2 separate regions of the Homo sapiens genome follow, and region 1 is linked to region 2. A link is an interaction called in ENCODE POLR2A ChIA-PET data of the cell type or tissue named here. Cell type or tissue: Panc1. All regions are shown on one strand. Links, peaks and the distances in the headings refer to the core of each region. The heading gives the core; the rest is flanking DNA.

Region 1 (2,924 bases), core at 214-2,713, 1.2 Mb before region 2:
AATATCTTAGTAGTCTATTCCTTTTTGTTGCTGAATTGTACCTATTCTATTGTATACATTAACCAGTTTGTTTACCCATTCACAATTGAAGGATTTTTTTCACATCATTTGTTGAAAATGCTGTTCTTTACCCTCGACTTGTCCTGTTACCCTTGTAAAAATAGTCACTTTACCATAAATGCAAAGGGTTATTTCTAGACTTTTAATTCTAATACATTGCTCTGTATGCCCAGCCTGTCTTCATTACTGTGGTCTCTTAATAAGTTTTGAAATTGAGAAATGTCAGTATTCCAAATTTATTCTTTATAAAGATAGTTTTGGCCAATTTAGATAAAGGTTAATACATTTTGTTGACTTCAAAAGTTTTTGGCTTTGTTGGTTACCTCTATTTGATTGCTATTACTTGTTTTATTTATTTTCACTTTAATGGTTCTCATTTCCTTTATTTTGCATGGGTTGGGTTTAGTTTAGTCTTCCTTTTCTAGTTTCTTAAGGTGGAACGTTGTTATTGATGTTTTATTTTTCTTTTTAAAATATTGGCATAACAGCAATATATATTCCACTGAGTACTGTTTTCACTACATTCCATATGCTGTGGTATATTGTGTTTTTGTTTTCATGAATCTCAATATATTTCATAGCTTCCCTTGGGATTTCTTCTTTGATGTATTAATTATTTAGGAATGTGTTAATCTCTGCACACTGCAAATTTATAAATTTTTCTGATTTATTTCTGTTATTGATTTTTAATTGTATTTCATTTTGATTGTAGAATAAACTTTGAATGGTTTTGATCCTTTTAAACTTACCGATGTATAATTTATGCTTACCATATTGTCTATCCTGGATAATGTTTACATGTACTTAAGAAGAATGCATTCTGCTGATTTGGATAGAGGGTATTATAAATCAGCTGTACCTTCCTTTGTTAAATGTCTTATAATTTTTTGTTGAAAACTAGAATTTTAAATATTGTTCAACAAATCTATCAACAGGATTTTCCCTTCCTCCCTGTGGTTTATTATTGTCTCTTTTGTTATTGCTGTTGTCGCTCTTTGTTTGTTTAGTGACTTCCCAGAACGAATTCCATAGTCTCTATTCTTTGCCATGTGCAATCACTAAGGCCTCCACTCAGTTTGTTGATGAGCTAATGACAGGTCACAAATTTCCTGAAATTCCTTGAACCAGTAAGTCTCTCACCCTCTACTGAGAAGTTCGGTGCATGTGTTGGGTTATGCCTTCACTTTCCAGCAGTTCACAAATCTGCCTCACTCTTCATTTCTTGTTTGAATGGAGTCTCAAGGACGGCCAGAAGTGAGAGGTTGAGGTGTTCTGAGGTCTTTCCTGGCACACACTTAGCCCTGTACAGGGGCACAATCTAGATTTCCAAGGGTGAGGTAGAGCTTTTCAAAGTCCTTAAGGTACAACTAATTCCCTATATATATTTTTTAGGCTTTTGGACAGATTCTTATTTGCCTCAATTATCATTGCTACCTCAGGCACTATTCTTATTTTTGCTTTTTTTTTTTTTTTTTTTTCAAATAACACAGGGCATTTCTCACTAACTGAGCTCTGAGGTCAAATAAAGATAAGGCCTGACAAAGATGCTTTTCTTGGTTGCTGTTAGACAGGACAAATGGTTTCAATTCTCCTGGAATAGGGAATTTCAGGGTAATCCGAAGATGGTCTTCCTCTTCCAGAGACTGCCAGGCTTCTGATTTTTAAAACTGCCATACTGCTTATGCTTCTGGTTGTCAAGAGTATCAAGAAACTAGGGAGAGGAGGATGCGAATAGGGCAAGTTTAAATGTCACAAAGCTTTTATGAAGAGTCAGCCTTTTTCTGGAATAAACACTCTGGAGAATGCTGCAAGTCTTTTGTTTATTTCTACAGTTCTGAAAAGGCTGATTGCAATGATTTTTTTTTTCTTTGCCAGTGATCTTACTGTTATTTTGGAGGAGAGGATTTTTGGAGGTCCACTATTTTTTAAGTACTCTCTTTGATAATGTCGATTTATGGTAAGTTTCAAATCAGGTGAAGTGGTTCCTCCAAATTTGTTCTTCTTTTTTAAAAGAAGTTTAACTACTTTACTTCATTTCCCTTTTTATATAAATTTGAGGATCAGCTCTTTAATATCTAAAAAGCATCCTGATGGAATTTTAATTGTTTTTGTATCATATTAAATGTATTTGCATTAAATCTAGATCCATTTAGGGCCAATTAACTTTCTAAAATGAGGTCATCAGATTCATATCTATAGTATATCTCTCCATTTAGGTAGGTCTTCATTTATTCTGTCATCAGTGTTTTGTTGTTCTGAATATACCAATCCCACACATAATTTTAACACCTAAATATTTTATTTTTGTTAGTTTCATTTTATTTATTTTTAAAATTTATTACTTTTTTATTGACAAATGAAAGTTGTATATATTTATGTTTTATAACGTGATGTTTTGAGCTATGAATTCATGGTAGAATGGTTAAATTGAGCTAATTAACATTTTTTATGATGAGAACATTTAAAATCTACTCTTTTAGTGACTTTTAAGTACAGAGTATTTCATCCAACATAATGTTCTCCAGTTTCTTCCATGTTGCAAAAATGAAAGGCTTCCCTTTGTTTTACTGCTGAATAATATTCATTGTGTATATATCACACATTTTCTTTATCCAACTATTGTTGATGAACCCTTAGGTTGATTCTGTATCTTAGCTACTCTGAATATTGCCACAATGGACATGGTAATGCAGCTATATTTTCGAGATATTGATTTCATCTCCTTTGGATATGCAAACCCAGCAATGGGATTGCTAGATCATATAATAGTTCTATTTTTAATTTTTTCTGGAACCTCCATACTGTTTTCCATAATGGCTGTACTAATTTACAGTCTTACCAACAGTGTACAAGGGTTCCATTTT
Region 2 (2,924 bases), core at 212-2,711:
CATTGGAGAATTTCATTTGTTCTGAATAATAAATATATTACAGAAACAAAACTGCAGTATCAAAAGACAGCACTTTAGCAAGTATGGAGTTTGTAATAAAAGGCTTTTTTGTAGGCTAACGTCAAGACTTTCACAGTAGTTTAACTGAAGAATCTGCAAAATTTAACAGTTATTCCAATCCCTTCTATGTTAAGGATTACCCTTCAATCAATGTCTCATTTTCTCTCTAAAATCTATTGAAAAAGAAAAAAAAAAACACAACAGAACCAGGATTGTTCCTCTGGCTAATGGTGTCACACGTAAAATGCTCAATCACAGCGTGATTTGAAAAGGCTCAAAGCAGAACTTCTAAATTTGAGCTGCTATTGATTTCCCTGGAAACTGAAGGAAAGAGGCCGATTGCTATTTGACAGTGAGGTTAGAATTTTTATAAAATATTTTCTCTTTTAAAAATCCATAATATATTTCTTTTCTTTTTTTTTTTTTTTGAGAGTTTTGCTCTCGTTGCCCGGGCTGGTGTGTGTGATGCGATCTCGGCTCACTGCAATCTCCACCTCCCAGGTTCAAGCAATTCTCCTGCTTCAGCCTCCCATGTAACTGGGATTACAGGTGCCCACCATCATGCCCGGCTAATTTTTGTATTTTTAGTAGAGATGGGGTTTCACCATATTGGCCAGGCTGGTCTCGAACTCCCAACCTCAGGTGATCCACCCGCCTTGGTCTCCCAGAGTGCTTCAATTACAGGCATGAGTCACCGTGCCCAGCCAAAAATCCATAATATATTTCTATAATTGTCTTCTTTACTGTGAGTTCTCCAAGTCAAACAACTATGTATATTAAAACAATGATGTATATCATAAAATTTACATGATTGGTCTTTATTAAACAATCCTTCACTCTCTTCTCCTCTGAACATGATGAACCTCCCTAAGGAATAAAGTCAGGACATTTTAAGGGTTTGAGCAAATGAATCATTTCATCTTCAATTTCAGAAAATAGGTCTTCATGAAAGCAAAAGGAAATCTGATTTTCCAAGTGATATGACACATCAGGAGAAACACGGGCTTCTAAAGAATATACACACTTAAAAATGGATTATTTACAATTTTTAAGCATAAAACACACATCAGGAGAAACACAGGCTTCTAGAGAATACACACACTTAAAAATGGATTATTCACAATTTTTAAGCATAAAACAAGACACAGTGTGTGCACACACGTGCACTGCTGATTTCTGTTGCTGGAGGCACGGCGCTGTCTTCGGGGTTGTCGTCATTGCTAGCTGGTCAACACCGCACTTGTGTTGTAGCCTTCAAGGCCGAACCCTGGTTTCTGACATCACTTGGCAGGGTTGCTATGGGAACAGTGGCTTTGTGTGTCCCTGAGGGAACAAAGGGGGATTGCCATTAGCGGACTTCAGAGCGGGCCTGGTGCCCTATTGGTACAGGATCGCAGAACAGCACATTCAACGTTATCGCCAAGGCAAAATTCCATTCATGCTTCACATGTCTTCTTCCAGCAAACACGTCTTTGAGTGCATGTTATTGCCACAGCTTTGGGACAGGGGCCAGGACAACAGGGAGACTTTTCAGGGCTGGGCAGGGATCGCCCGTCAAGAGCAAGGGGCAGGGTTTTGAATCATGTCTTTTGTCTTCTGAATCCCAAATGACGGCTGTTTCCAGGAAATTTCAGTTTCTTTTGTCATTTTTTTTTTTTTAAATCTTGGGGTATGTGTAAGACTAATTTTAAAGTCCATGAACAATCAGTCAGATAACAGTCTGACTTTCCCAACTCCTGCCCAAAACCAAAATTAGCTAAACTCAGGCACCTGGCTAATGGATACAGACCGCCCTCATGAAAAATTAGGGACAATTTAAGAAATCTATTTAATAGATTTAACAATGACTTATTATTTAATAATATTTAATAAAGATTAAAGTTACAGCTATTATGCCCAGCAAGTTCTCTCATATAACTATATAATTGTTCACAGACAGAATATCTTCATTTAGGACATTCCCTTTATTAATTTGACCTTAAAATATTTTGACTTTATTATGCATGTCATAAGTATATGATTAATTTAGAGAAAAATTAGCACATAAATATAAGTATCATTCAGATCAAGTAATAGAACATTATTACCATTCCAGAACCCTCCTTCCTACCCTTGCAATCATAGCCCTTCAAAAGGTAACCAGGCAAGGCACAGTGGCTCATGCCTGTAATCCTAGCACCTTGGGAGGCCGAGGTAGGAGGAGTGCTTGAACTCAGGAGTTCAAGACCAGCCTGGGCAACATGGCAAAACTCAATCTCTACCAAAAAAAAAGAATAATAAATAAATACAAAAATTAGCTGGATGTGGTGGTGTGCGCCTATAGTCCCAGCTAGTGGGGAGCCTGAAGTGGGAGGATGGCTTGAGCCAGAGAGGCTGCAGTGAGCCAAGATCATGCCACTGCACTCCAGCCTGGGCAACAGAGTGAGACCCTGTCTCAAAACAAAACAAAACAGAACAAAACAAAACACTATAGGTAGCCACTATTCTGATGTCTGTCATTATAAACTTATTTTACTGGTTTTTTCTTTATATAAATAGAATTATACGTATCAAAGAGAGTATACTGACTCAGCAATCTGTCTTATGGGTGTGCATCTGTAGTTATTTTTCATTGCTGTCTACGTTCCCTGGTATGACTATAAACACGATGTAGCGTAATACTATTCATGGACATTTGAGCTGTTTCCAGCTTGGGGCTATTTATGGAAAAAGCTACTCTAAACATTTTCACCAGTATCTTTTCTCTTGGTACTAGGCACTCTTTTCTCATGGGTACATTCAGAGAAGAGGAATGTTTGTTCACTGGGTAAGCCTAAATTCCTTTTAGTAGATACTGCAAATAGTTCCACAAAGTACCCTTTCCA

The links. Peaks named below come from ENCODE experiments on the same cell type or tissue, not always from the same donor. Only the 100,000 strongest peaks of a DNase experiment are listed, where the experiment ranks them.
Region 1: POLR2A ChIA-PET joins it to region 2 with 9 read pairs; 2 of 35 experiments call an interaction of 5 or more read pairs at or near these places.

What each region holds. Positions count from the first base shown.
Region 1 is chr10:4,699,435-4,702,358 of GRCh38, reverse strand. No RefSeq gene overlaps it. Among named protein-coding and RNA genes, the nearest start is that of MANCR, 23 kb to the right of the region's middle. In Panc1, for the core only: no CTCF peak of the experiment used is centred there; no DNase peak of the experiment used is centred there; H3K27ac peaks cover 2,500 bases.
Region 2 is chr10:3,499,126-3,502,049 of GRCh38, reverse strand. It overlaps LINC02669 (long intergenic non-protein coding RNA 2669), which reads left to right. Exons shown (of 5, transcript NR_155743.1): 2 at 2,816-2,866. All of the region lies in intron 1 of LOC105376360 (a long non-coding RNA gene), which reads right to left. It overlaps LOC124902538 (a long non-coding RNA gene), which reads right to left. Exons shown (of 2, transcript XR_007062362.1): 2 at 858-1,383. Among named protein-coding and RNA genes, the nearest start is that of LINC02669, 2.2 kb to the left of the region's middle. In Panc1, for the core only: no CTCF peak of the experiment used is centred there; a DNase peak (open chromatin) is centred at 1,479; H3K4me3 peaks cover 725 bases; H3K27ac peaks cover 1,687 bases.